4 separate regions of the Homo sapiens genome follow, and regions 1, 2 and 3 are each linked to region 4. The links are chromatin contacts, found by Hi-C or POLR2A ChIA-PET in ENCODE. All regions are on one chromosome and are shown on one strand. The core of a region is the stretch at or near the end of the contact, and the rest is flanking DNA. Distances in the headings are between cores, read along the strand shown. Region 1 overlaps LOC105369460 (a long non-coding RNA gene). Region 2 holds the start of TMEM123-DT (TMEM123 divergent transcript). Region 3 holds the start of FDX1 (ferredoxin 1). Region 4 holds the start of MSANTD4 (Myb/SANT DNA binding domain containing 4 with coiled-coils).

Region 1 (5,819 bases), core at 886-3,385, 3.8 Mb before region 4:
AGGTCTGCTTCAAAAAACATATATCTTATTTTATTTTATTTTTTAGAGATAGGGGCTCTGCCGGGTGCAGTAGCTTATGCCTGTAATCCCAGCACTTTGGGAGGCCGAGGCGGGCGGATCACGAGGTCAGGAGATCGAGACCATCCTGGCTAACACGGTGAAACCCCATCTCTAGTAAAAAATACAAAAAGTTAGCCGGGCGTGGTGGCGGACGCCTGTAGTCCCAGCTACTGGGGAGGCTGAGGCAGGAGAATGGCGTCAACCCGGAAGGCAGAGCTTACAGTAAGCCGAGATCGCGCCACTGTACTCCAGCCTGAGCGACAGAGCAAGACTCTGTCTCAAAAAAAAAAAAAAACAGATAGGGGCTCCCTGTGTTGCCCAGACTGGTCTCGAACTCCTGGGCTCAAGGGATCCTTCCACCTTGCCCTCCCAAAATGCTGGGATTACGGGTGTGAGCCACTGCGTCCTACCACAAGTATGCTTTGCTTTTGTTTCTTTTTTTTTTTTTTCCTTTTTTAACTTCTTATTTAAGAAAAAAAAGAGAGAGAGAGAGAGACGGGGGATCTCACTTTGTTGCCCAGGCTGGTCTCAAACTCCTGGGCTCAAGCAATGCCCACCTTGCTTTTCTTATGGCTTAAAGTAAGTAAAATAAAATGCTTTGAGAAATGATGGCATTGTTAAATAAACATATAACAAGAAAAGACAATACTCACTTGAATATACAAGTTAAAATTTAAAAATCATCAGTAACTAAATGAACATCAGAGTTAAGCACGAATTCCTTCCTTCAAAAAATGAAAAATCTCATTTTCATTTTTTGAATGAATACTCAGGCCTCTTTGATTATTATAACGATCCCAAAGTCCCTATACTACTCAATAATTATTTTGCCTGAAAATATGTGGAGGAGGAGGGGATTAATAAAGATAAAAATCTCTTAATTGAATATAAACAATTTAACTGTTCAAGAATTCCCCAAGTAAATTTTATCTACATAGTGTGGGTTAAATGTGGGGGGAAAAGGGATGGTAGATGCAAAATGCAGTTATTTGCTTCAAAAATCTATCTGTGTGAGTAGCTCCAATGTATAAAAGATCAAATGAAGAAAGTTTTACCGGCTTGTTTCCAATGCCTCCGACTTATCTGGGTGGATCTTCCCCTCTGACTCATTCTGGAACAGTCCTCCATAAGTCAAGGAGACAGTTTACAAGCTGGGGAGGTTTCCCTTCATAACGGCTGAGGGAACTTATTCTCTCCACAACCACGGTTCAATGTGTCAGGTACTGACATAAGGAAAGAATGTCTCTGACCTAAGGAATTCATAATCTAATAGGGGAGACGGACAAATAAATAGGTAAGTTTAAAAATGTCAAGTTCCCTGTCAAGGTAGAAAAGTATAGGGTGTCTTGGAGCACAGAAGAGGGTGTCCAGAAAGGCAAATGCAGATCAGATACAGAAGCAAGGCGTTGGGGTCCAAAATGCCCAGGTGGATGTCCTGGTCGGATCTCCAGAGTCCTACAGAGGACTTCCTCCACACAGGGCGGGTCAGTTTCAACCCATGGGAATGAAAGGGGGGGAAAACATGGAGAGCAGCTTCCAGCGCAGGGGGAGGAAAACATTCCCCAAGGAAATACTAGATTCCTGAAATATGTCCAGCCCTTGTGGAAAAGATGTAGTTCGGGCTGCAATTCGAGCAAACTTCGGAGAAGCTTCAAAAGCTCCGACTTGGCAATTCAACTCAAAGCGCTCTTCCAAGCTCTTCCTATTCAACTGCAACTTCTAAGGCAAAGTCATTGTTTACAGCCTGGCGGAGTTGGAAGAGTCTCCAAAAACACAACTTGCCGTGACAGTTGGAGTTTATAACCACCCTCGGACTTTAATGACAGGCAAGTCTGAGAAGCTTCCAGCACCACGGCCTGACTGACTTCTGCGGGGCTGGAGGGAACGGTGGGTCCCAGATTTGGGACCACCCTTCTGCAGTGAACACCTCCCCCACATTCTCGTTTGCCACGCCTCTAGGCCACCTGGAGCTGAAGTTTCGCTGTTTTCCACGGCATTTCCGGAATGCCAGGGCATGCCCTGTCAATCCTGCACGCCCTGCGGCCGCGCTGCTTTCTCCACCGGGGCAGCGCTGAGTAGGCGGGGCATGCGGGTGGGGCGGGGCTCCAGCCAGGGTGGGTGGGGCCTCTGCACGAACACCTGCCTGTACTTGGGCCCGGAGCTTGGATCTCTGCCCAGAGAGCTCCGGCAGCCCCAGTCATCCCCGGCAATCAGGAGGCAGCGCCGCTCGGCTGCTGCAGAGGGCGTTGCCCGACTTAGCGACAATTTTGTCCTACCTCCTCTATACACCTTGCTCAAGTGACTGGACTCTCGAGATTCAATTTCCTTATTCACAAAATGGGGTTGATTATCGTTAAATTTCACAGCTGTTTGAGGATTAAAAGAATGACGTATCTATATTGTTTATGTGCCAAGCACTGACACTTATTCATTAGTGCTCGTTTCTTTCCTTTTTCTTTCCAAATTCAGTCTGATTCAGCAAATAGCTACCGAGGGTCTACTTGTTTCCAGTCACTGGGGATTTAATGGCAAAATAACCCTCAAGAAGCTTATTGTCTAGTGGAAAAGACCAACAGGTAAACGGGCAGTGGGAAGTGCTGTGAGGGTGGAATTGCTGGGTGTTGGACAGGTAGAGGGGGCTGTGGAGGAAGAGCACGTTGCAGCTAGTTAGAGAGGTAGGATGAGAGCAAGGACAGGGAGAAGCTGGAAGTAGTACAGACCCTCTGGAAAGGTGAAGCTGGATCATGGGGCCAGATCATGAAAGAATTCCTAAATTATAAATTCTAGTGGCTACAGATTTTTATGTTGAAGCAGAGAGGAAACATGGAAGTATCTTAAGCAAGAGACTATGATGTGATTTGGATTTTAGAAAGATTCCTCTGGGTAGAGATCACATCGATGCAAGGCACAATTTAGCTCCTAAGCTCATTATTAGCAGCTTCATTTGAGGGTCACATAAAGAATTCCCCTAGGGTCTAAATAAAGTATTTGGAATTTTTTAGGTCAGGCCATGTAATTCTGAATTCTAGAAAATGACTAGAATTGGTTAGTTCTTTCTCTATAACTGGAATTGAGTTGGGTTTTAATATCCCCTCTATAAACCAGGCTTGATTTCAAACCAAATTTTATTACTCAGTTGGAAAAAGAAAACTTTTATACCTACATTAATCAACTGCCCCTTTGTAAACTTGCTTTCTCACTCACCTCCACGTGCCTAGCTTCTGGGATCAAGAAACCAGGAGGCAATGAAAAGTGTTATCAGACTTGCATTAAGACCAGCCCCTCCTTAAAGATGTTCTGGAGACAGAACTTAATCAGGTGGAGCTGGGCAGGGCTGAGGCTTCAGGCTCAGGCTCGCAGGCTGGTTTGGGGGATTAAAAGCCTAAACAAGTTAGTTGGGTTGTTCCTCTCCCATCATTTCCTGTTAGGTGATATGTGAGTTGGTTATGTTCTTATTTTAATGATTCACCCCTGAACATTGCTTCTGAAACAGCAGTTTGCAGGGTTAGCGAATAACTGTGCTGTCATCCCTATTTAAACCCAGTGAACAGTGATTTAATCTCAGATGTGCTCAGTGCAGGCTTCAGGTTCTCTCTGTCTAGTCCTATCATTGCATAGGATGGGTGACTGAGCTGGTGTGGGGATGAATTAATTGGCTCCTCCTCAGAGTTCCTCCAGGTGGGCAGGTTCTAAAAGAGTGAGTCTTGTCAGCACCAACTCCTTTTTTGTGTGTGGCAGAAGGTAGGTCTGAAATTTTGCCCTGAGTTGCTCCTAATTTGTTCAGTGATCTGGAATTGCTCCTTCCATTCTTTGAGGCTTAGTTATAAAACAAGAGTTTGATAACATGCTGGAAATTTCCTTCCAGCTCTAGGAGGGTTCTGGTCATCAGAGCAGTCAATATCAAATCCCTACATTTAAAGGTACAGCGTGAAACTATAAAGAATTATCCTCAAACGCTCCTCTGGGTCTACACCTTTGCCTGGCAAGCAGTCTCTTTGTCATTGCAAATTGATTTCTAAATGAAACTGCAAATCTTGTCAAATATACAGGATTACATCAAGCTGATGAAAGTAATAATGGAGAGAGCAAGTTCTTTGCACAAACAGGGGTCTTGCTAGGGAGATTACCTAAAAGCTGAAGAAAAAAAAAATAAACAAGAATGATGACAACCTAAGTGCTTCAAAAGAGAATGATTAGATTAGCAAAGGATTAATAGAGACATTTTGAAAAAACTTGGTGAAGCCTATTTACATTTTTATAAAAATGGCAAGTCAAACATGATGGAAAATACCTGAAAAGTGATGTCGATAAAACAGTAAATACTTGATTTATTGGAATTATAAATAATACTTGTTTTATAATTTCATTATGTTTTTCAAAATGAAATCCAAACTTTTTTCTATGAAATTTTGTTTTCCCCTTTGTGTCCATTTTAAATGGCTTTTTCGGATATCACTATTTCCTTTATTAATCTTCAATCTTGTTTCAAAAGGGATTTAAGAGGCCTAACATTCTGTGTTGAATACCAGTATATTCTAAACTCTGTTGCCAAATAAATCCACTTTTAATACCTCTGATGGTTCTCATTTTAAAAATATATTTTGCCTATTAATTGGCATTTTTTTCTTCTTCTTTTGAGATGGAGTTTCACTCTTGTCGCCCAGGCTGGAGTGCAATTGTGCGATCTTGGCTCCACCTCCTGGGTTCAAGCAATTCTCCTCCTTCAGCCTCCTGAGTAGCTGGGATTACAGGCACCCGCCAACACACGTGGCTAATTTTTGTATTTTTAGTAGAGATAGGGTTTCGCCATGTTGGCCATGCTGGTCTCAAACTCCTGACCTCAGGTGATCCGCCCTCCTTGGCCTCCCAAAGTGCTGGGATTATAGGCGTGATCCACCACGCCTGGCCGCCAGCAAATTTTTTTCTTTCATCTATCTTTTTTGTCTAGATATATATCCTCTTTTCCTTTATCAGTGACTTACAGACTTATCTTTCACAGTAATGATGAAACTAGCATATTTAGTCCTGGTGTGGTGGCCAGTGCCTGTAATCCCAGCTATTTGGGTGTTTTCAAACCACCATTTCCCCAATGACCCCAGCCAGAACTCTGAAGTTATCCTTGAGTCTTACCTCTACCTTGTCCCTTCCATCCAATCATTGTTTCGATATGTATTTATTAAGGCTCCAGTAAGTGCCAATCACTGTTTCTGTATGTGGAAGGATAGAAGGGTGAACCAGACAAAGTCTTCACCCTAACACAACTCACATTCTCTCTCATTCTAGTGAGGGACACAGTCAACCTACAAACAAGTATAGATTTTATTGTCAGATATTGGTAAGTGCTATACAGAAAATAAATAAGGGTAAGGAGATGAAGAGTGGGGGGGCTATTTTAGGAAACCTGACTATATATATTAATTTAATCTCCTAAAAGCCTCCATACCATGTCTTTCCATTCCACTGACATTATTAAGGCACTTCATCATCCCCTGTCTGGATGGCTCTAACTATCTCACGCCCTTTACTACCTTGAGTCCTAAATCATTAGACCCATATCTGATCACGTTATAGCCCTGCTCAAAATACTTCAGTGGTTCTCTATCCCACGGAGTATAAAGCCTAAACATCTCTGCCCTCTTGGCTGATAACCTTTCCTCCTATTTCACTGAACGAATAGAAGCAATCAGAAGAGAATGTTCATATCCTCCTGATACCGCGAGTACCCACCTTCCTGCATTTTTTGCCCAAATGCTCTGCTT
Region 2 (6,219 bases), core at 130-2,629, 3.6 Mb before region 4:
TAAGGCTAACATATACAGTGGATGGATAGAACTTAAAACCATGAAAACCTTGGGTTACTTAACTTATCCTAGTTTACTGACCATTACCTAGGGACCTGACTTCTCTAACAGTTGACAAAGGAAAACAGTATTTACACAACAAATCCCAACTTCCTGGTTTCATCCAAAAAGGGCTGTTTGAAGTCTCCAAAGGGCCAAGGGCCTAAAACGAAACAAATTCCGCCCTACACAGAAAAGCAAAGTCAACATCATCCTGTTACGACCTTACTAGCGACGACAAGGGCCACCGGCGACCGTGCAGCTGTGCCCTTAACGCTGCGCAGCTGCCGCGCGCCTCGGCCGGGTGTTTATGGCACACGAGGGGTGGAGAGCGCCCCGCCATGGGGGCGGCCGCCTCAACTACCGCGAGGGCGGGGCGCGCTCCCCAAAAGCTCCCAACTAGCTCCAAGAGCCCCGAAGTCTAACTTCGAGCGTCAGGGGGACCTAAAGATTGTAATTCATCTGGATAATACTGCATAATATTAGACGCTGAAATGCCTGGGGGACGCTTGAAAAGCTCCCCGACTAACTGGGAGACGTTTCCGCGGGCCTAGGTAGACATATTTTTCAACTCAGCTAATCTTGTTTACAAACGGAAGCCTTAGAAACTCTAACCTCGGCAAACATTAACTTCAGGGAAAGGCTGTAAAAACCAACTTGCGGTAACTCAACAGGTTATGCGCACCCGTCCCGGCCTGCGACCGCCGCATCCAAAAAGCGAGAGGGGAAGCACCAGGCAATTTCCTCAGCAGGCGGCCCCGGGGCCAGCGGGTGACTGGTCCAAACCTCAGTTTCCCCCACCCCGCCCGGTCACCTCTGGGTCCGCCCCGAGCGTTCGGCCAGACACACGCGGAACTTTCTGTACCAGAGCCCAACTTGGGAACCCAAGCCTCGGCAGCGCGCTGCCTCCCACGAACGGGGCTGACGACCCCCGCAGCCACTTACCCGCCATGGCTGCGCTTTCATGGGCGGCCCCCAGCAGCGCTAGCACCTGCAGCGTCCCCAGGAGCAGCGCGGCCCAAGCACCTCGCGCGCCGAGTCCCATTGTTCCGAGGGCAGGATGCGGCAGCCTCGTGGGCTCCCAGCCGAGGTGGCGGCGGCGAGAGCGGCTCCTCTGCGCAGCCGGCGCCGGCTCCGCTTCCCCTTCGGCCGCGCACGTTTCCCCTCCCGCCGCTTGCCCCCCGAATGACCAAATAGGGCGCAGGAGCGGGGCCTGGAGGGGGCGTCGCGTGCGCAGCCGGGGCGGCGGGGCCGGGCTGGGTGGCGCGGGGGCGGGCTCGGGGTTCTGGGCGTGGCGACTCGGCTCGCGGCCTCCCTCGCAGGCGCGCGCTTGGGAACCCCAGAAACCGCGAGCCGTTTCCTTTCTCTTCGGAAATGGCAGTTTTGTTGTCCTGGATGAAGGCGAGCGCCGCTGCCTCCCTGAATGCTGAGCACGCTGGCTTCGCGGTGCCCGGAAGGAAGCCTTTGAAGAGTAGTTTTGCGGGCAGGGAGGGGACAGGGGTGCGTGCGACTCAGAGTGAGAGGGAGGAGTTGCAGGGCAAAGGCGGGAGGAGGGGGAGATTCTGGAGAGGAACTTGAGGGGATGGGATTCACTCTAAGGAGTCCTGGGCGGTCGGAGCTTTCCCCTCGCGTGACCCAGCCTAAGGGGGAAGTGGAGAAAAACAGCTCGACAGATTTGTTGCTTAAATTCAAACGTAAAACACCTACGATCTTCTTATCCCAGTTGTACTTCATCTTCTCCACGGGTTCCCTGTATCTCTGATTAAGACACGAGATTAGTGGAGTGGGCGGGTGGGGGCGCGCGCAGGAGTTGGTAGCAACTCTCAGTGAAATACAGTAGAGCCATGGAAAGCGGGGGCTGCATTAATCCAACCAGCCTTTTCTCTCCTTGTGCCCTGCTGTCCCAGTTCAGATGAAATGGCCAGTTTTGAACAGTTTTTGGCTGAGTTCCTTTTAAACCCTTGGAGCCAATGCTAATCACTTGTCTTGACTTGAAGTGCTTGTAAAGTCTGCATTTTCATCGTGCTCAGAACTCTGAAGTGACATAGCTACCTGTGGCTAATGCATGAGAATAACAAAGGCTGAGTCCTGGCTTGGGTGGGAACCCTCAGCTGAAGTAGAAGACTGAAGGATCCAAGGAACCTAAAATCACAGTGAATCCCCACCTGCAAAGGTCTTAATGTTGCAGATCTTTGGCACCTGAGCCAGATTTCATCACATAAAGGCCACATTGCAGTTAACTTTTGAAAACTGTGTTATGAGAGGTAGAACTTTCTCATGTCAGGCAAATCCATCATTACAGAGGTCTGACTGGTCCTAGAGATTAACTGAGACAATCTGTCCTAAATTTACAGAGACTTCCATCTGTGGATTCAGTCAGCCAACCTGCAAATGTTTCCCCTGCAGCTTATCATGGACAAAAAGCAAGCATTGCACATTTCGATTTTGGTTATTCTATTTAACTGGGGAATCTGGTTTAGGAATAAACCGTTCTGGTGACTACCCCATTATCCAAGCATTTCCCAATCTAGGCCCAACCTGTCTTTCCAGCCTTGGTTCTGTTGCCCATGGAGAAGGGTGCTTTCTGGTTCCTGGCATTTGCATACGTTGTTCTTTCCTTCTGGAATTCTCTTCACCAACCCACAGCTAATACTTCCTTTAAGGCTCAGTGTACTTATAGCCTGGGAATCTGGGGTGGAATAAGAGGTCTGGATGTTTATATCCCCACCACATTCATGTGTTGAAACCTAATCCTCAAGGTGATGATAATAAGATGTGGGACTTGGGTGGGCATAGTGGCTCATGCCTGTAATCCCAGCACTTTGGGAGGCTGAGAAGGGTAGATCGTTTGAGGTCAGGAGTTGAAGACCAGCCTGACCAACATGGTGAAACCCCGCCTCTACTAAAAATACAATTATCTGGGCGTGGTGGGACGTGCCTATAATCCCAGCTACTCGGGAGGCTCCCGAGTAGCTGGGAGGCTGAGGCACAGGAATCGCTTGAACCTGGGAGGTGGAGGTTACAGTGAGCCGAGATCACGCCACTGCACTCCAGCCTGGGAGACAGAGTGAGACTTGTCTCAAGAGAAAAAAAAAAAGATGTGAGGCTTTCCGGAGGTGATTTGGTTGCTAATGAATGGGATTAGTGCCCTTGTAAAGGAGGCCTGAGGGAACTTGTTTCACCCTTCTGTACTGTGAGGGCACAGCAGGAAGACGCCATCTGTGAGGCAGAGGGCCCTCACCAGACACCAAATCTGTTGAGGCCTTGCTCTGTCAACTTCCCAGCCTCCAGAACTGGGACAAATAGATTTCTATTGTTTATAAATTTGTTGATAAAGTATCCCATTTAAGGTATTTGTGTTATAGCAGCAGAAACGGACTAAGACAGTGTGGAGAACAAGATATTTATTTACTTGGACAGTTTTTCCCGGGTACTGACCTGTTGGAGACACCTTCAGATCTCTGCTATCTGATTGCCACACCACAGTGAGTGGGTGTGCCCATCTTTGATACTAACAGCTCAGTACTGTGGATTGCCCATGTTTTTTCTAGTCTGAGGAGAGGGGAAAGAGCAAGGAACTGTGTGGCCTTCCTGCTCTCTTGGAAACTCTATTGGGAGGACTAGCCTCCCAGAGAAGTTGTAGCCCCAGTTATGCCTCAGGTTCAGCCCCCATCACTGTACCAACATTTTACTTTGGTGATGTGAAAAGTTAAAAGAACAGCCCTTGGCCATTTAGGTCTCTCCTCCTTTCCAGCCTCATGTCTGGATCCCTCTCTGTAACCTCACTAGAGCACTCAAAGTTTTCCAAATATGCTGGGGCCTTCCACGCCCCTGTGTTCTTGCTCCTGTTCTTCCCTTTGCCCAAGATGCCCTCTAACCTTTTCTCTTAGGCAGTTTCTACTCCTCTCTCAAGATTCCCTTCATATCCCATCTCCCCACCCATCTGGGCAGATTTTAGTGCTTGGATCCCTCTGCTCATACATTGATCAACTGGGTCTCTAACCTTGTTCTCTATAAAATATTCTCCACATAGCAGCCAGTGTGATTCTTTTAAAACATGTCAGATTATGCCATTCCCTTGCCACTTAACAAAGTCTGAAACCATGGCCTGCAAGGCCTACGTGACATGGTCCATGGCTGCCCTTACCACCTCATTTTCTACCCTCTCCTTCACTTCTCAGCTCCAGCCTCCTTGCAGCACTTTAGAAATGTCAAGTCAGTTTCCATCCCGGAGCCTCTGTACTTGCTGCTTCCTCACATCCTTCAACACTGCTCATCTGAGAAAAGCCCTTCTTGAATACCCTAGTTTACAGCTCTGTTTCTTTTTGTGGCATCCAGTGCTATCCATCATTATGTTCATTTATGTGTTTATTTTTTGTCTGTCCTACAAAAATACAAGTTCCATGAGAATAAAAAAGTGAATGCATATTTTGGCCAAGTGCCTATCGCATATTGCTACTGGATTCATGTCATACGAATCACTTCCTTTTTTTTTTTTTTTTTGAGACAGAGTCTTGCTCTGTCGCCCGGGATGGAGTGCAGGGGCACAATGTCACCTCACTGCAACCTCCGCCTCCCAAGTTCACGCGATTCTCGTGCCTCAGCCTCCTGAGTAGCTGGGACTACAGGCATGTGCCACCATGCCTTGCTAACTTTTGTATTTTTAGTAGAGATGGGGTTTCCCATGTTGGCCAGGCTGTTTTTGAACTCCTGAAGTAAAGTGATCCACCTGCCTTGGCCTTTCAAAGTGTTGGGATTACAGGTGTGAGCGACCGCACCCAGCCTACTTTCTTTTATTTAGAACTCAGTTTCCCAGCCTCCATTACAACTGGGTTCAAGAATATAACCTAGGCTTTGCCAGTCAGGCTCATCCATATCAAACTTAAATTCAGGTATAAGCAACCAGAGGAAAGTGGCTCATTATGGAGCTCCTTGCCTTGCTGGTATGAATTGCCCTAATAGCCAGGCGGCTGCCTTAGTTGGCAGCACTAGCAGTGACGTTAGTTTCTCAGTGGTTGCAACATGGAGTTTCTGATGTAATAGTGGTATTGACAGAGAGCTGCAATGGTGATAGTTTTCTTGCTGGGCTAGTTCTGCAGTGGTTTTGTGCATTATTCCCAGAGGAATGGCCCCAGTCCTGAATCTCTACACCTTCCAACACACCTGAGAACTACCCAATATCTTCAATATAATCCTTTTCTGCTATATCAGCAAGAGTCAGCAGCTTTTCTTTCGTACAGCTAAGGATCCTGACTTTGTATGATTGTGGGTCTTTTTCCCCACAGTGGGCTACAGTCTCCATTAGATGATTCGCCAACTATTTATTGAGTGCTTACTATATGATGGACAATGTCCTAGCCAGAGCTTACAGTATAGTGGCAGGGCAGGTACATACACGATTATACTAGAGTGTAATCAATGCTATGAAGTGGTCGTGGGAAAGCACACATTGGAGGCACAGTCTATGTGTTCATCTTTGTATTTGAGGCTCTAATGCACTTCCATCATATAGAAGCATTCAGTTTATATTTGTGGAATGAATTTTGGGTGGAGACAAATAGAGCAGCAAAATGCTGGTGTCCTTCTCCATCAATAATATTCTCTTTGCATCCAACCTGTATTTCCTGTATGTCTGAGTCTTTAACTTATGGTCACTTGAGGGCGGACCAGGAGTTGGAACTATCATTCATTCACTTAGTCAGTGTGCAAACATTTATTGAACACATGACATGTACCAGACATTATGCTAGGTGCTGGGAAACAATAGAGAATAACACAAGTCTATCTGCCTCACAAAATGATAGACACTAGTGAGTCCTTTACAAGTTAGTTGGTTTCTACCCATAGAGACGGAAAGTATTATAGAATGGTGGCTACCAAAGGCTGGGGAGAGAAGAATGGGGAGCTTTGTTTAATGGGTACAGAGTTTTCATTTAATTTTGCAAGACAAAAAGAGTTATGAAGATGGATGGGGGCCGATGGTTACACACAGTTTGAATGTACATAATACTACTGAGCTGTACATGTAAAAATGGCTAAGATGATACATTTTATGTATATATAACCACAATTGAAAAAAAGTACACCCCCACCCCCAAAAATAGAACAATAAATTTACACATGTTGTTAAGGGAAAAAATGTGAGTTGGTTTCTAAAAATGAATGGTAAAAGCTGCTTTT
Region 3 (6,559 bases), core at 161-2,660, 4.4 Mb after region 4:
TTTGCTACAGGAGGGCTGAGAGAAGACAGAACATCTACGATTTTTTTTCTTTTCAATTCTCTTCCTACAACTAATTCATCCGACCTTGGAAGTTTGGTCTTACTAAAAACAAAAGTTAGCTGTTCTTTTACAACCTCCTCTTCAAGATTACTTGTCAGGGTTTGCTGTGCCCTTCGCAGCTTGAAAGACTTTCTCTTCATCCAACGATTTGAGGCAATTAGGAGCCACTGCCTTCTCTCTGCCATTGGGTTCCAGAAAGCACCATACATTGTCCGCAGATACTTTACTCATGCTTACACTTTCTTGTTCTGAATCTTCAAAAATTAGTGGCGTGTGGTGGCACACGCCTGTAGTCCTAGCTACTCGGGAGGCTGAGGCAGGAGAATCACTTGAACCTGGGAGGCGGAGGTTGCAGTGAGCCGAGATTTCGCCACTGCACTACAGCCTGGGCAGAATAGAGAGACCCCATGTCAAAAAAAGAAAAAAAAAGTATCTGATTGTGTTTAGCATATCTGCAATATCCCCTTGACTTTGGCCTTTAGCCTCTTTATGAGTACCCTGATGGAGGAAGGCCCAGGAAGCGGTAGCCTTCCTGGTTTGTGACGCACGGTGTGCATTGCGTATTAGATTAACATCAGAATGGCCCTGAAGGCTGGAACATCTTATCTGTGTTTGAGAGTTATGGAAACTCTGATCCTCCATGAGAATAATTTTTCCAAGGTCTCAGATCTCTAAAGCAGTAGATCTTGGATCTGAACATTGCTATTTCTGACCTTAAAGCCCATGCATTTCCCACAACATATGAACCATGATAAGGTGTATTTTAAAGTTCATCTTTTCTGTTTTTTGTGAAAGTCTTTTAGAGATCTCAGCTCATCACAAAGTTTCCGGTTCAGTCTCGTGGGTTTCATGTACTCAGCCAGCATTTACTTGCCAGTCAAGGTCTAGGATGGCTACCTGTCCTCTGCAGGAGCCCCAAGCCTATTCATTAATTTCATTTACAATTTTATAGTCATAATTATTTCTTTGTATAATAGCATTCTGAGATTTTCCAAAATTTCCCACTGTTTTTGTTTTACAGTGGGCAGAATTCACTTTGCTCTAACTTGACTCCAAGATGACACAATTTCCCAGTTTTTTTTTTAACGGCTAGGGGATGGGGGTATGCGGAACAGAACACAGTGGTCTAGCTAACCGATTTCCGCTAGACGTCCAGCTATCTTTCAAAATATTTTGTTTCTGCACGGCAACTTCAGCCGCTAAAAAAGCATCCAGCTTACAACGGAACCTGGAGGGTTGGTAAAGGCCCCCTGCGCTGGCCCCGCCCCATGGGACCGGGCGGCGTGGGCGTGAGAGGCGGGGCGGGGCCGCGCTCTGCTTGCCAATGTCTTTATAGGTCACCCGGAAGGCACGCGGAACCTCGGCGCGGTGCTTCCAGCAGGGTCTCTCCGCCACTCCAGCCCCGCGCCCCTCGCCGCGGCCCTCGGGCGTCTGCGCCGCAGCTGCCGCCCCCGCCTCTTTGGAGTCTCTCGCGGCCTCAAAGCGCGGCCTGCGTCGCTTCCGGCAGTTCCCGACCGCGGGCGATGGCTGCCGCTGGGGGCGCCCGGCTGCTGCGCGCCGCTTCTGCTGTCCTCGGCGGCCCGGCCGGCCGGTGGCTGCACCACGCTGGGTCCCGCGCTGGATCCAGCGGCCTGCTGAGGAACCGGGGGCCGGGCGGGAGCGCGGAGGCGAGCCGGTCGCTGAGCGTGTCGGCGCGGGCCCGGAGCAGGTAGGGCGCCGTGCGGGCGCGATCGCCGGCGCGGGCCGGGGTCCCCGGTGGGTGGCGCCTGGCTCTCTGGGCCGAGTCTCTGGTTCCAGTGCCTTCTGCGCGCCGGGCCCACACCCCGGAGGCCTGCCTCTCGCCCCCCTCTTCTGGGGTGCTCTCGCGGCTCCGTCTCGCTGCTCGGTGGCGTCGCTGCCTCCCTTCCGTCGCACCGCAGAGTTCCTTTCCGCATCACCCACTCCCGGCGGGAATCGGGGACCCTGGACGCCCAGCTCCCTTTCCCAGCGCTTCCCGTGCCCTGAGGAAAGCCGGGACTTTGCTGCTGCTTGTTCTCCGTGTGATTTGTCTGGGATCTGACCTTTGCTCTGCCCGAAACTGGCAGTGACCTTCGCGACAGGCTTCCCTCCTGCTGTCCTGGCCTGACACACCTGCCAGCTGTTTTTTTCAGGGCCTTGCCCTGCTTTGAGAGGACACCCAGGTCCCAGGTCTTTGTCAGGGGGTGTCCAGGTAGAATACACCCAGCCCATACCCTCTGCTGCCCTGTAGGCCCTTTGCTAGTTGCTCAAGTGTTGAAAGCCCCTGCGTTGAAGTAATCTGCCGGGACTTGAAACTTGGCTTTGGCACTGATTGTCTGACGTGCCTAACTTGGTCAGTCCTTAGGAACCCAGTTTCTCCATTTGCAAGTTGGATATAATAACAGTGTAGACCTCCTATGGTTAATTGAAGAATCAATGAGTTAATACAGCGATACAGGTAGTCTTGTGCCTAGCACGTAATGAGGGCTCAGTAGATGCCACTTGGTAGCAGCAGCAGCAGCAGCAGCAGCAGCAGCAGCAGCTTCTTAGGTTCACAATGTTAAGAGAGTTTTGTATTAAATATTGAAAGAAATGTGACAATTTATCCCAAATGTGTTGAAGTTTTAGGTTCTTGGGCATATTTGTTTTTCAAAGACACTCCTTAGATATACTAGAGATACAATTTACACATAATTTTTACCAACATGGTGGCGATTTATATAATGCAGATCTCTCGACAGCTCTTTGACCGCATGATGTAGGGTAGCAGGAATCGAGAACTAGAGGGAGAGTGTGTTGGATTTGTACGCTGCTTTGTCTAGTTTCTTTTTGAGGTCTCTGAGAGCAGGGTCTAAGACTTTCAGTCATCTTTTCCCCACTAATCCCGTTATCTAGTGGGTGCTCCATACATTTTTGTTGTGTGAACTTTGGGGGAAATCAGGGAGAAGGCAAGCCAGATTTATTTGTTCCTGTTTCCTCTGCACTTCCCCCCCTGTCTTTGACCAGTGTGGGTACCTTGCTTTCTGTTATACAATGGATGAGTTTTGGACAACTGAATCAATTGGGACAGATATTGAACATGCTTGTGTAACTGGTATAAGGGAACATGAATGTTTTTGTAGTAATTGGGAGTTATCTTTCTCAGATTTGTTTTTTGGATTTGGATATGTCAGGTTGTTTTAAAGGGGAGCACGTCTATTTCCTCATAATCCTGCTGCCCTCTTTATTGGCACAATTTCTATTCATGGTCTTATCATTCCTCTTACAGACTTTGGAGCTACAACTGGATTTTCCAGTTCTTACTGTGTTAATGAGACTTGTGCTGTAACTACCGTAACTACTAATCACATGTGGCTATTGAAGTTTAACATAATTAAAGGTAAATAAAATTAAAGATTCAATCTCGTAGTTACACTAGCCACATTTCGAGTTCTCAGTAGCCACATGTGGCTAGTGGCTACTGTATTGGACATTGCAAGTATGTGTAGAACATCTTTGTTATGGCACAAAGTTCTTATAGACAGACAGAGCAGTTCTAGAAACTGTAGTTCTGTCTTTGAAGTTTAACAACTCGATAAGCTATCAGTAATTGAGAGTCAGAAAAACTCCTTTTACTCTAAAATACCGTGACACAAGGGGGTTTGCAGTGATTCAGGTAGCAAAGATCTTTCACGTGTATTGTTTCGTATGACTCTTAAGACAATTCTATGAGGTAGGGAGGGTAGATAAATGGGAATAAAAATTTCATATTAAGTAGCTGGCAAAACTAGGACTAGAACTCAAGAAGTTTTTGCGGATTTTAAAAAAATTTTAAATTTCTATTTATTTTTAAAATTTCAGTAGTTTTGGGGGCACAGGTGGTGTTTGGTTAATGGGTTAGTTCTTTAGTGGTGATTTTGGAGGTGTTGGTGTACTCTTCACCTGAGTGCAGTGGTGCCATCATGGCTCACTGCAGCCTACACCTCCCAGGTTCAAGCGATTCTCGTGCCTCAGCCACCCGAATATCTGGGATTACAGGCGCGTGCCACCACACTCGGCTAAGTTTTGTAGTTTTAGTAGAGATGAGATTTCACTATGTTGACCAGCCTGGTCTGGAACCCCTGGCCTCAAGTAATCTGCCTGCTTCAGCCTCCCAAAGTATTGGGATTACAGGCGTGAGTGACCACTCCCAGCATAGGGTCTACATCTTCTGACTCTTAGGTTCCATACTCTTTCAACTTAAGAATTACATTTTTCTTTCGTTTCCGCCTCCTCTCCTCTTCTTTGGTAAACCTGTTAATACTCTTACTTGGCAGTTTTTTGTAGGGCTGTTTACCTTTAATACAGACCAACAGGTTGGGCTTCTTAGCAAAAGGGCTTGGTCTTTAAATAACAGTTATTAATCAGTGTGTGTTGAATTCTACTATGTGTTACGTATTTTGCATACATTGTCAGAACTATAAGATTAATGTTGTCCAATTTTATAGAAGAGGAGGCTGATGTAAGAGATTTCGAATTCCTTTGCTGTAAGCTTAGCTCTAGAGTGCTTCAGAAGAACAGCAACGCTGAAACCTCTGGCTTTCAGTAGTGTGTATAAATGATGGAATTCTTTCTAATGTGCTTCCTGTAGCTTTAGCTACCAGGCATTCGTTGATGTCAAATCTCTAGACTTCTCTGCTGGGCTCAGACCCATACCCATATTGCCATCTGGTGTTTGGACATTCTCATCTGGCTTTTTCATTATTAAATTCAGCAGGTCTAAGCTTCAACTTATTTCTGTCTTCCCCAAAGTTCCTTTGGTTCCTGTCTTAAACCTAGGTTAAATGGTACCACCTAATTGTGTGAGCTGGAAATCCCAATGTTTTTCTTTCCGCTTTTCAGTTTATCTTATGTAGATGGTCACTAAAACCTTTTGGTCTACCTCCTGGATGTCTGTTAAGTCACTGCATTCTCTGTCCCTGATTAGTTTATGCTGTTTTGATAACCTCCAAAGTGGCCTCCCTGCCTCTAGGGTATTTTCATTCTCAGCCATTGTACTTTGAAAAAAATGGCAGTTATTCATGTTGAAAATTATGAATAATATGTGGGAATACTAGTTTTAAAGCATGTTTTGGCTGTGAAAAGAAGTTGGAGAGCGCAGGCCCTTTTGAGGAACATTCTGGTACACACACACACACCCTTTTGATGAGTTTTAATGAATAGAATCCTGTTTTTTTTCCCAGTGTTATAATATTAGGGAGGGCATTATCCCAGTGGGGCTTCAGTTGCCTCATTTGTGAAATGGGATCACTGGACTTGATAACTTTCGAGATAGTTATGGCTCTGAAATTATTTAATTCTGAGTTTTACTTAAAGATTTGTTTGATGGGCTATTGCCATCTACTGGTAGTAATAAGAATAACAACTCATTATTTTAAGTTGAAGAGAATCTTTTCAAGTGTGAGGTAAAAATTAAAATGACCAATGGTGGAGGAATAAGGATCTAGTTTTTAGTATAATGGCTTCTCAAATTTTGGAGGGATGTTTGTGAGAAGTGAAGGAAATTTAAGTCAGCTAGCTGATAGTTAACATACTATCTTAAAAAAACATGTAAGGAGGTATTTATCTTACAGATTCAAACAAATAAACTTTTTCTAGTCCCTTTGATTTGTAAGTATACAATGTGGACTGAAATGAGATGTCAAATACGCAGAAAACTACTAAACAACATCTCTCAGCAGTAGTATTCTATGTAGCACTGGAAAAGCAATCGCCCTATTGATTTTTTTTTTTTTTTTTTTGGAGACAGAGTTTCACTCTGCCACCCGGGCTGGAGTGCAGTGGTTTGATCTCGGCTCACTGCAACCTCTGCCTTCCGGGTTCAAGCGATTCTCCTGCCTCAGCCTCCCGAGTAGCTGGGATTACAGGCATGTACCACCATGCCTAATTTTTGTATTTTTAGTAGAGACGGGGTTTCGCCATGTTGGCCAGGCTGGTCTTGAACTTCTGACCTCAGGTAATCCGCCCGCCTTGGCCTCCCAAAGTGTTGGAATTACAGGCGTGAGTCACCATGCTCGGCCATGATTTGCTTTTTAGAAGCTCACTACAACCCTGGTCTAGTCTTTTATGGACACATTCATGTTTTTCAGAGAGCTGTGTGATGACTTTTTTTGTTTTTTTTTTTTTTTTTTTTTTTGAGACAGGGCCTTGAGCTGTTGCCCAGGTTAGAGTGCAATGGTGTAATCACGGCTCACTGCAGCCCTGAACTTCTGGGATCGGGTGATCCACCTCAGCCCCATGAGTAGCTGGTACTATGGGCAAATACCACCATGCCTTTTATTTTTCATACACCTACAACCATCTCATTTTTATTTTTATTTTTTGTAGCAATAGGGTCTCTCTGTGTTGCTCAGGCTGGTCTCAAACTCCTGGGCTCAAGCAGTCCCCTGCCTCGGCCTCCCAAAGTGCTAGGAGTACAGGTATGAGCCACCACACTTGGCCTTTTCTTTTTTAAATGACAGGGTCTTGCTGTGTTGCCCAGGCT
Region 4 (5,921 bases), core at 1,743-4,242:
ATTCTAGATCAGTGCTGTCCAATAGAAATGTAAGAGCCCTATATGTAATTTTAAATCCCCAAGTAGCCACATTAAAACGGTAAAAAGAAACAGGTAAAAGTGAGTATTTTATTTAACCCAATATATCCAAAATGTTATTTTGAAATATAATCAATATAAACAATTATTGAGATATTTACATTCAATAATGTAAGGCTACTGGCTACCATACTGGAACAGCACAACTCAAGCCATCATGGTCCCTGACCTTGGACTATCACACATATATTTCCCCAGGTCATCTTCCCCATTTCCATGGTGTCTGCCTTTTCGTCAGGCCAATGCCTACTCATCCTTCAGCACTCTTGTTTAAATGTCTTCTGTTCCAGGATCTCTTCACTGTTCCCATTCACCTAAGTCTGATGTCCTCCCTATGTGCTTCCACTATCAGCTTTATTACACCACTGATTTACATTAGGAGCAATAAGAGATCAGATACGAATATATTATTCCTGCTATCAAATAATTTGCAACTTAGTAAAACACAGATGCATAAAAAAAGTACATAAACAAATTGTAATGAAGTCTGTAACCTGAAGGTTGTGAATACAGACTACCTAAGGCTGTATGCCAATTCCACCACTTAACTAGCTCTGTGATCTCCAGCGAATTACTTAACCTCTTAAACTTGTTTCTTCATCTATAAATGGGAATAATAGACTAATACTCGTGATGTTTTGAAGATTAAAAGAGATAAACCGATTAAGAAGTTTATCATGCCTAAGACATAGTAAGCCCACAAATGTCAGCTATTATCCATTGCCCAGTACAGTATCTGAATGTAATTAACAAATATTTCTTCACTGGATGAATAATGCAAATATACAAAAACTACAATAAAGAAATACTAACAAAATACTCTGGATATTCATAAGAAAGACAAATCTTTGATGGGATCAAGGAATGTTTTGAGTCAGAATCAGCATTTGATTTGGGTCTTATAAAACAGACTAATGAGGGACAGAAATAAAAGAAAGAAGTATCAGGAATTAAAGCTGGAAAATTAGGATAGTGCCAAGCAGCAAATCTTACTAAGCGAATTCTGGCTTAATAAGACTATTATTTGCTAAAAATGAACTGAAAGAGACAAATATAACTGTGAAAGTTTTTTGAAATTCAAGCAGGCTACCATTAATATGGAAGAACTGTTACTGTAGTAACATATAAATATATAACCAATATAAGTATATAATAAAAATGATTGAAGTTGTCGAGAGTCCAAATTTATGCAGATATCCACCGTAAGATTTTGCTCTTAGAATCTGAGATCAATTTAGAAATCGCATTGTTGTAAATGTATTGGTACATGGTAGAAATAGCAGTCCTTTTGAAGTACCACTGAGTCAATATATTTTTAAAGTTTGACAGCAGCTGTTGCTATTTGCAGGGCCTATTTTTGACCAACAATTCCTAACTCCATATCTCTAACTTACAAAGTGGTATCCCGTTGTCCTGACTGATCTATTCTGAACTGATGAACTATTTCATTTAATCAAATGGGCTTTAATACATTTTTAACCTGACTGAAATTGATATTGGGATGCACCTTAGATACCCAGTCTTGGCTTAATTGTGTGAAAATCTTCTTCTAAAACCTTGATATTTTCTGATTAAGTGCAAGAAAGTGCCAGCATTGATGCATCTTGAGTTGTTGAAGTTCTGTAGATATGCTTACCTGGATAAAAGCCATTTCCAGAAATGTTTGTCTTCCTGTCCTCTCCTTTATATGCCGGTATCCAAGTAACAGAAGCTTGGGTTTTCTACCATCCATTCATTCCCCAATAATTTCCTCAAAAAATACTTACTGAGCTCCTACTGTGTGAAAGGCACTATTTTTGGTGCTGGGGATATAACACCTCATAAAATGTGAAAATATGTCATTTTAGATGTCAAACACTATCCCTTTTCTATTGCCTGTCATCGCTCTCTTAGCAGAAAGGATTCAACAGCTGCAGTCTCTAAAACTTACAAACCTTCTATGCCCAATCACAGAGAACAGCCATTTTCTAAAATCCCATTTCACAATCGTTCTTCACTAGTTGGAAACAGGAATGAGATGTAGTTCACTTACGTAATCCTTGTGAAGATGATGTACTGCCAATGGCATAATATAACCAGGCAACTTTTTACAAGCACTAAAACTTGAGAATGAAGTTCCTAGATACTTCATGATAAGTCAGAATTAAGAAGTCTGAGAAAAACCAGACGGCAAGTTCCGGATCAAAAAAATTTGAGGGTAAATTAGTTAAGCAGTTCAAGAAGAAAAGCATCACAAATCTACAATATCAAACCCTACCCAAATTCTCTTTAAAGTGTGGCTTTCCCCTCCCCTATATTCTTATAGGGGATTCACTTCCCTGCCAAAAAGTATGTTCTTCTCTAAAACTCGTGGTAGGTGCATAACAAGTATACTTATGGGTCGACGGTTATCAAAGTATCTTTCACCTCCCTCCCGCTGCCTCCTTTGGGACCGTCCAAAAAGAGCCCCTGGGAAGAATCGAGTTAGACTGGGCTCCCGGAAGGCCACCCAGGGGAGCAGGGGCGCGCACCTGCCTCGGCCACAATGATGAGGTTGCTGCTGGTAGGAGTCCCGGTGGGAGTCGGGGCAACCTGGAAGATCTCCTCTCTCTGGGTATTAAATGAGAGTCCCGACTGAGTGCCCAGAAACTTCTGCAGTCTTGTTTCCGTGGCCTGGGCCCTCCCCAGCCTCCCCGGTCAGGCGACAGACGCGCGTGGCACTTCTCCCGAGCGTGCAGTCCCGCTACGTCGCAGCCCTTGGACCAAACCCGGCAGCAAGCGTTGCGCCAATTGCCGCTGACCCCTCCGGGACCCTACCCACTGCGAGGGCACCCACTGGTCACGGAGCCGCCGCTTCCCTGGCCGCCTCCTCCAGCATAGAACCGCTCACCTGCGACCCCGGCGGCACCTCCCCACGGTCGCCCCAAGGGGGGTAGGAAAAAAGATGCTTCATTGATCCCCCGCCCACTAACTGGGCCCGCCCATCTCCCGCCACCCCAATGGCTCATATGGCTGCCGCTCATTTGATGAGTCTCATCCATTGGTTAGAATGGTGTAGCCATTCTGGCTGAGAGCCCGCCCTAGGCCTGGCCTCACAATGGGAATCAAGTCCCAAACCGGTTCCGGGTTAGTGCCCTGGAATTCCGCCCCCTCGTGATTCACCTCCCTGTCTGTGCCCCGTCTGTGGCGCGCAGCTCTGTCAGTCAAGTGGACTCTAGGAAGGGATTGGCCCCTAGAGATCCGCTTGCTGCGCTGTTCCAACTGATTGGGGCACTGGCCGCTGCATCTCCAAACTCGTCTCTTGTCCTTGACCCTCACCTGTTAAAAGGGCAAAGAAGAAGTAGGAAACTTGTGCTGCTCCAGTCGGGTTCTTAGGCCAGCATCACCTTCTCCTCGACCAGCTGCGACCTAATTGGCCTCAGCCATTCCTCTAAGGCTGCCCGTGCCAAAGGTCGCTGGTGACTTCCTTATGGCTAAATCTAGGAGTCACTTCTTAGTCCTTATCATACTATATACTTCCCAGAAGACATTTGAATTTTTTTTTTTTTTTTTTTTTTTTTTTACCATTCTTCACTGTTTCCCCAAATATGTGCTTCTGCTTTCTTCTCTCCCAGTCCTCCTCTATATTCAAGTTTGCAGTTGCTTATTTTCTGCCGTCTCACGTTCAGGTGTTTGTGATTAGTGCACCTTTCTTCCCGCTGCCTCTGTCCAGGCCTCTGTGGACTCACCTGAATTCCATCAGTAGCCTCCTAGCTGGTCTCCCAACATCCTGTCTGCCGGACTGTAGTTCATTCTTCACGTTGTAGCCAAAATGAGCTGCTTAAAGTTTTTTAGTGGAATCTCACCACTGGTGATACAGTACAAACTCCTTATCGAACCTGAAAAATAAGGCACCTACTTTTCCCTCAACCTTCATCTCTCGACATTATACCCACATTTCTTCTTCCTTACCCCATTCCCTTTGCTTCTTTCAGTTCCTGAACTCTACAGTGGCTACTGGGAAGTCAGTTTGCATTGCTGTGTTTCCTCCCTGCTTCTCCGCTATGCCTAGCATTCATTTTTAGAAATTCCTTTCTAAAGGAAGGCTTCCAAAATTATCTCCATTCACCCTCCCTCCACTTCCAAGTATTCCCTTCCCTGTAGGTTTGCCAGATAAAAACAGGACGCTCAGTTAAATTTGAAGTTCAGATAAAAAGCAAATAATTTTTAATCTGTCCAATGGAATATTTGGTATCCATATGTTTATTTGCTAAATTTAAAAAAATAAAAATTTTTGTTTACTAAATCTGCAAGCCTACTTCAGCGAGCTCTCATCACGGCCTTTCCTCTGACAGCACTTCCCACATATTTTATGTGGGTGGGGCTTTTCTTGTTTACTGTTGTGAATAACACAGTGCCTAGAATGTAACAGACAAAAAAGATTTGGTAAATAAATGGTGGAATATTCTGGAGGAATGGTGCATCCTTGCTGGATATTCTTGGAGGAACTCTCCCATAAAATAGGAAGTAATTATGAAATATGCTCTTTAAAATGTAATGATCAGATTGATCTTACAGATTGTTACTTATGACTTTGTCAGTAAGTATAGACATGTTTGTCAAAGAAGCATGTCTATACTTTTGCCAAAGTAGATCAAAAGAAACTTGTAATTTTTGGAAAAATACAAGTTGTATTTTATAATTTTGGATTTTGTTCATGGTGGGTGGTGTTTTTTTGATGAGTGCAGTGAGAAAGTAAGATAACTAGCTATCCCCATCATAACCAGACACTATCAGTTCTGTTCAGAACCTGTCCACCACTTGACTCTGTTTATTTACCTCAGTAATGGGGACAAGAATGGTGAATCAGTATTAACAAACTTTTGCTTTCGTATCATGAACTCTAAGCTTTCCCCAATTAACCTCAGTCTCTTTGCTAATTGAAGTATCTTTTCCAAATACCCTCACTATTTCCTCTCAGCTACATCTTGTCTGAGTGGATATGGACCAACAATGAAGAATTTGAAGGTAATCCATAATGTGTACTATCAGTACTCCATGATCAACCTGTTTGCTGATTTAATTTTTCTTAAGTCCAGGCTAGAGATTTGACCCAAAGATACTTACACACTTACTTTACAACTGTGCTGTCCAACTGTGATAGCCAGATGAGTCATTGGAATGTGGCTAGTACAACCAAATAACTGAATTTTAATTTTATTAATTTTAATTAACTTTAATTTAAAAACTGATATTTGATTCAAGTTACTAGATACTTCTATTTGGAAAATTTGGGTTATGTGTATACTTTTTCAATTGTAAACTTTTTGAAATCTAAATATAGATCAAGTATTTCTGATTTAAAAATAGTGTCTGAATTGAGATGTGCTGTAAGTGTAAAATATATGCAGGATTCCAAGATTTAGCATGAAAAAAATAAATATCTCACTAATAATTTTTGTGTTGACTATAAGTTGAAATTATAATTTTTGCATAATTAGGTTAAGAAAAATATATTATTAAAATTAATTTTACCTGTTTTTAAATTGTTTCCAGCTTTATTGAGGTATGATTGACAAATAAAAATTATATATATTCATGATGATTTGATATACATATACATTGTGAAATGATTACCACAATCAATACATCCATCACCACACATAGTTACCATTATTTGGTGGGGGGGGGTGGGGGGGGGAGGTGAGGGCACTTAAGATGCACTTTCTTAGAAAATTTCAAGTAAACAATATAATATTAACTATAGTCACCATGCTTTATGACAGATTCCCATAACTTACTCATTTTATAACTGGAGGTTTCTTCACAACCCCCAGCCCTGGCAGTACCATTCTGCCCTCTACTTCTTTGAGTTCTACTTTTTT

The links. A loop is a pair of places that touch in the nucleus more often than their neighbours do. ChIA-PET counts read pairs that join two places held with the same protein, here RNA polymerase II (POLR2A). Pooled maps may share reads with other maps.
Region 1: a pooled map shows a loop between it and region 4 (5-fold over the local background). The contact joins the enhancer-like site here to the promoter of MSANTD4 in region 4. A Hi-C loop is called at or near these places in 3 of 50 pooled maps.
Region 2: a map of naive thymus-derived CD4-positive, alpha-beta T cell shows a loop between it and region 4 (29-fold over the local background). The contact joins the promoter of TMEM123-DT here to the promoter of MSANTD4 in region 4. A Hi-C loop is called at or near these places in 1 of 168 maps with a recorded cell type or tissue (naive thymus-derived CD4-positive, alpha-beta T cell) and 6 of 50 pooled maps. POLR2A ChIA-PET finds 5 or more read pairs at or near these places in 1 of 52 experiments (activated CD4-positive, alpha-beta T cell).
Region 3: a map of B cell shows a loop between it and region 4 (28-fold over the local background). The contact joins the promoter of FDX1 here to the promoter of MSANTD4 in region 4. A Hi-C loop is called at or near these places in 2 of 168 maps with a recorded cell type or tissue (B cell and naive thymus-derived CD4-positive, alpha-beta T cell) and 9 of 50 pooled maps.

What each region holds. Positions count from the first base shown.
Region 1 is chr11:102,266,601-102,272,419 of GRCh38, forward strand. LOC105369460 (a long non-coding RNA gene) reads left to right here. Exons shown (of 5, transcript XR_007062863.1): 2 at 2,530-2,636. Among named protein-coding and RNA genes, the nearest start is that of BIRC3, 48 kb to the right of the region's middle. RefSeq lists a silencer at 2,149-2,258. Within about 2 kb of position 2,136, at least 17 of the 41 ENCODE cell types and tissues checked have a DNase peak (open chromatin) inside an H3K27ac peak, as active enhancers do.
Region 2 is chr11:102,451,540-102,457,758 of GRCh38, forward strand. TMEM123-DT (TMEM123 divergent transcript) reads left to right here and starts at 1,380. Exons shown (of 2, transcript NR_135053.1): 1 at 1,380-1,510. TMEM123 (transmembrane protein 123) reads right to left here and starts at 1,226. Exons shown (of 5, transcript NM_052932.3): 1 at 985-1,226. The coding sequence starts at 1,084. RefSeq lists enhancers at 230-279, 460-749, 1,480-1,589 and a silencer at 1,070-1,359.
Region 3 is chr11:110,428,538-110,435,096 of GRCh38, forward strand. It overlaps FDX1 (ferredoxin 1), which reads left to right and starts at 1,411. Exons shown (of 4, transcript NM_004109.5): 1 at 1,411-1,768. The coding sequence starts at 1,584. RefSeq lists a silencer at 1,225-1,874 and an enhancer at 1,945-2,224.
Region 4 is chr11:106,019,248-106,025,168 of GRCh38, forward strand. It overlaps MSANTD4 (Myb/SANT DNA binding domain containing 4 with coiled-coils), which reads right to left and starts at 2,993. Exons shown (of 3, transcript NM_032424.3): 1 at 1,715-2,993. RefSeq lists enhancers at 2,515-2,634, 3,465-3,534 and a silencer at 2,965-3,074.